2 separate regions of the Homo sapiens genome follow, and region 2 is linked to region 1. A link is an interaction called in ENCODE POLR2A ChIA-PET data of the cell type or tissue named here. Cell type or tissue: GM12878. All regions are shown on one strand.

What was found. ChIA-PET counts read pairs that join two places held together with the same protein. Peaks named below come from ENCODE experiments on the same cell type or tissue, not always from the same donor. Only the 100,000 strongest peaks of a DNase experiment are listed, where the experiment ranks them.
Region 2: POLR2A ChIA-PET joins it to region 1 with 7 read pairs; 2 of 35 experiments call an interaction of 5 or more read pairs at or near these places.

The regions. Positions count from the first base shown.
Region 1 is chr2:171,339,907-171,342,406 of GRCh38, forward strand. All of the region lies in intron 3 of METTL8 (methyltransferase 8, tRNA N3-cytidine), which reads right to left. Among named protein-coding and RNA genes, the nearest start is that of METTL8, 93 kb to the right of the region's middle. In GM12878, no CTCF peak of the experiment used is centred here; no DNase peak of the experiment used is centred here; H3K27ac peaks cover 638 bases.
Region 2 is chr2:171,539,656-171,542,155 of GRCh38, forward strand. CYBRD1 (cytochrome b reductase 1) reads left to right here. Exons shown (of 4, transcript NM_024843.4): 2 at 1,930-2,138. Among named protein-coding and RNA genes, the nearest start is that of CYBRD1, 18 kb to the left of the region's middle. In GM12878, a CTCF peak has its summit at 1,768 (motif pointing right); a DNase peak (open chromatin) is centred at 1,016; H3K27ac peaks cover 1,532 bases.

The DNA of each region.
Region 1 (2,500 bases):
TTAAAGAAAGGTCCAGGCGCGGTGGCTCATGCCTGTAATCCCAGCACTTTGGGAGGCTGAAGCGGGTGGATCACGAGGTCAGGAGTTCGAGACCAGCCTGGCCAACATAGTGAAACCCCATCTCTACTAAAAATACAAAAAGTTAGCCGGAGGTGGTGGCAGGTGCCTGTAATTCCAGCTACTCAGGAGGCTGAGGCAGGAGAATTGCTTGAACCTGGGAGGTGGAGGTTGCAGTGAGGTGAGATTGCACCATTGTGCTCCAGCCTGGGCAACAAGAGTGAAACTCTGTCTCAAAAAAAAAAAAAAAGAATGAGGGCTGGGCACGGTGGCTCATACCTGTAATCCCAGCACTTTGGGAGGATGAGGCAGATGGACACTTGAGGTAAGGAGTTCAAGACCAGCCTGGCCAACATGTTGAAACTCCATCTCTACTAAAAAAATAAAAATTAGCTGGGTGTGGTGGCAGACACCTGTAATCGCGGCTCCTCAGGAGGCTGAGGCAGGAGAAATGCTTGAACCCGGGAGGAGAAATTTGCAGTGAGCAGAGAACACGCCATTGCACTCCAGCCTGGGCAACAGAGTGAGTTGTCTCAAAAAAAAAAAAAAAAAAAAAAAGAGCCTGGAGCAGTGAGACAGAGTGAGACCCTGTCTCAAAAATTAATAAATAAACAAATAAAAGAAAGGACACCTTATTTTTAATGTATTTACAAATACAATTTCAGCATAAATGCAAATTGGTGATCAGACAGGAAATTTCAAAATTATAAACAACATAATTTAAGAGCTAAAAGGGTCCATTGGAACAATTTACTCCAACCTCCCTTTTTGCATTTGAAGAAAGGACCTAAATCCACTTGTTCCAAGTCCTAGAGCCCCATCACAGTGAATCCATGGCCATGTCTCCTGACTTTTGGAATCTGGAGGCCATCCCGTAACTCCATTCTTCCCCCAACCTCCAAGGCATCTCTTCCTACTGACATCTCCCAAGATGAAGCCTTAAAGAAAATTTCTGATGCTCTTAAAACAAATATGCATTTTATGATGTCATCCTGTGGTCAGGGTTAGGTCAATAGTCTCAGAGCTTCAGGTAATTCTTCGCTTTCTGCCTCTTCCTATTTGCTCCTTAAATTAATAAAGTAAGGGCCGGGCACGATGGCTCATGCCTGTAATCCCAGCACTTTGGGAGGCCGAGGCGGGCGGATCACGAGGTCAGGAGTTCAAGACCAGCCTGACCAACATGGTGAAACCCCATCTCTACTAAAAATACAAAAATTAGCCAGGTGTGGTGGCAGGCGCCTGTAATCCCAGCTACTCAGGAGGCTGAGACAGGAGAATCACTTGAACCTGGGAGGCGGAGGTTGCAGTGAGCCGAGATCACGCCATTGCACTCCAGCCTGGGCCATAGAGCAAGACTCCGTCTCAAAAAAAAAAAAAAATTAATAAAGTAACCCACTCTCTCCCTCATTTATTCAACAAACATGTCTTTTATTTATTTATTTATTTTATATTTTTAGTAGAGACAGGGTTTCACCATGTGGGCCAAGCTGGTCTCAAACTCCTGACCTCAAGTGATCTGCCTGCCTCCACCTCCCAAAGTGCTGGGATTACAGGCGTGAGCTACTGCGCCTGGCACGTTCCTTTTTTTTCCCTTTTTTTTTTTCCGTGTTCTTGGGCAGTGCTACAGGCAGTAACAATTTCTTGAGTGCTATTATGTAATAGGCCTAATCCACGCATTAGGAATTACTTTAACCTACTGTAGACGCATGCCATTTTAAAAGTGCAAAAGCTTTCTTTCTAGGAATACAGAATAATTTCCAAGATTTGGTGTTAGGTGAAAAAGCAAGGTATATAACAGTGTCTATATTCTGTAACCACTCATTAAAATAAGAAGAAAATACGCATGTATGGTTACATAGAAATATTCATGTACACACACACACACACACACACACACACACACACTTGTAGAAGGTACAAAATACTTCTAGAAGGATAATCACATAATCAGTAATACTGGTTGCCTCTAGGGAGAGGAAAGGAGTGGCTGGGGACCACAGTTGGAAGGAGAATTTTCATTTGAATTTTGATCCATGTGAATTTACTATACATTCCAAAAATAAATTAAACTAAAAATAAAAATAAGAGATGCATTTCCTTCACAATTTTAAAGAAGCCCCTACTCTCAGAACAAGCAGTTGCCTGTAATCAGGTTCATCTTTGTTACAGAACCCTGTCCTGAGGCCCTTATAATTTTCTTCTTTCCAATTTTATCTTTATGGCCTTGTACCGTGGATCTCCACCCATCTGGCCACAAGACTTCCTTCCCATCAAGGCTGAATTGTATCTGGCAGCAGGAATGCTATAAAGACTGAAACTCCCATCTGTATTTAAGGTCTGAGAAATGAAAGTGGATCTTTGTAACAAAAGAATTATGTGATATTAAGTCCAAAACATACTCACCTCTGCACTAATGGAAAGAAACCTATTTATGGTTGATCTG
Region 2 (2,500 bases), 200 kb after region 1:
TTAAGGTGGCCATATAATTTATTGCTTAAACCAGGACACTTAAGACAACCCTTTGTAAAAAAACTTTTGTTTTCTTTTTTTTTTTTTCCCCGAGACGGAGTCTTGCTCTGTCACCCAGGCTGGAGTGCAGTGGCATGATCTCAGCTCACTGCAACCTCTGCCTCCCAGGTTCAAGCGATTCTCCTGCCTCAGCCTCCCAAATAGCTGAGATTACAGGTATGCACCACAATGCCTGGCTAATTTTTTTGTATTTTTAGTAGAGACAGGGTTTCACCATGTTGGTCAGGCTGGTCTTGAACTCCTGACCTCAAGTGATCTGCCCACCTCGGCCTCCCAAAGTGTTGGGATTACAGGCGTGAGCCACCGCGCCAGGCCATAAAAAACTTAATTGGAGTTTGTTCTACATGCAGAATGATGAATCTTCTGTCTATGACACCTGTGAAACCAGCACCTAGATTGAGAAACAGAATGTTAGTAGGAGTCTTCAAAATCCCTTGTGTGTTCCATTGTAATTGCTGTATCCTTCCCCACGAAGGCAACTACTATCCTGACTTTTCCAATGCAGAGATGAGTTTTGCTGGTTTCTATACTTCATATAAATTGAATTACACTATATACTTGTTAACGTCTGGCTTCTTGAGATTGACATTATAGGTTGATCCATATTACTGGGTCTAGTTCTAGTTGTAGATCGTTTCTTTCCATGGTGTAAATTTATTTATTCATTCTATTGATGATGGGCATTTGGGGGAGTTTCCAGGTTTTGGTTACTATAAATAGTACTGCTAATAATATTCTAGTATCTTTTGATGATCATATAAATATTTCTTTTTGGCATATACCCGAGAGTGAAATTGCTGGACAATAAGGTATGCATAACTTTACCTTAAGTAGATACTGCCAGTTTTCCAAAGTTTTGTTCTCATTAAAGCACTCATCAGCAGAACATTAGAGTTCTGACTGCTGTATATTCATTTTGATACTTGGTGTTTTCCAGGTTTAGCCATTCAGATATGTGGTAGAGGTATTCTCATTCGGCTTAAATTTGTATTTCTCTATTGCATGGTTTAAATTTGCATGTTTTTCTGTTCCTTTCTTTTTCTTATCAAACTAAGACTTTTTTTTTTTTTTTTGTCTTCCTCTGTTGCCCAGGCTGGAGTGCAGTGGCGCAATCTCGGCTCACTGCAACCTCTGCCTCCCGGGTTCAAGCGATTCTCGTGCCTCAGCCTCCAGAATAGCTGGGATTACATGTGCATGCCACCCCATGCCTGGCTAATTTTTGTATTTTTAGTAGAGATGGGGTTTCACCATGTTGGCCAGGCTGGTCTTGAACTGCTGACCTCAAGTGATACCCCGCCTCAGCCTCTCAAAGTGCTGGGATTACAGGCATGAGCCACTGGGCCCGGCCAAACTGAGACATTTTTAAGAAGAAAGGAGACAACAGGCATAAATCAGATTGTTAAGATTAGGAATTTGGTTTTGGATAAGTTTGAGATGTCTGGGAAGCAAACGCCGTACGGAAATACCAAGAAGACATTGGATTATGCAGATCTGAAGCTTAGAAGACAGTTCTGGGCTGGAGATATAAATTTTTTGGAGTCCCTGCCATGGAGACAGCATTTCAGTGAAAGAGTGAATGAGATCACCCACAAGAGGGAGTGCAGAGGGAGAAAAAGCCCTAGGACCGAGCCTGAGAGGCACCAAGGTTCATTCACAAGTTGGGAGTGAAGAAAATGCCAGCAAAGGAACTCCTCCACCGTCCCCTAGAGGGAGCCACTGAGAGGCAGGGGTAACATGGGGAAGAGGGGAGAAGCAAAAGCCAAGGGAAAAAGGTTTCAAAAAGGGAGTGTCCAGTGTGTCAAACTGTTCATTTTGTGTTGTTTAAAAAACAAAACAAAACACATTCTGTGTCCTTTCGTCTTTCCCTAGCCATCATCGTCTACAGACTGCCGTGGACCTGGAAATGCAGCAAGCTCCTGATGAAATCCATCCATGCAGGGTTAAATGCAGTTGCTGCCATTCTTGCAATTATCTCTGTGGTGGCCGTGTTTGAGAACCACAATGTTAACAATATAGCCAATATGTACAGTCTGCACAGCTGGGTTGGACTGATAGCTGTCATATGCTATTTGTTACAGGTCAGTATTTCAGTGTATTTACAAGCAAGTTATAAAAACAATTCAGAGACTGTAAATGTTTTCTTTTCTTTTTTTTTTTTTTTTTTTTTGAGACAGAGTCTCGCTTAGCCACCCAGGCTGGAGTGCAGTGCTGCGATCTTGGCTCACTGCAACCACTGTCTCCAGGGTTCAAGTGATTCTCCTGTTTCAGCCTCCCAAGTAGCTGGGATTACAGGTACCCACCATCGTGCCAGGCTAATTTTTGTATTTTAGTAGAGATGGGGTTTCACCATGTTGGCCAGGCTAGTCTTGAACTCCTGACCTCAGGTGATCCGCCTGCCTCAGCCTCCCAAAGTGCTAGGATTACAGGTGTGAGCCACCGC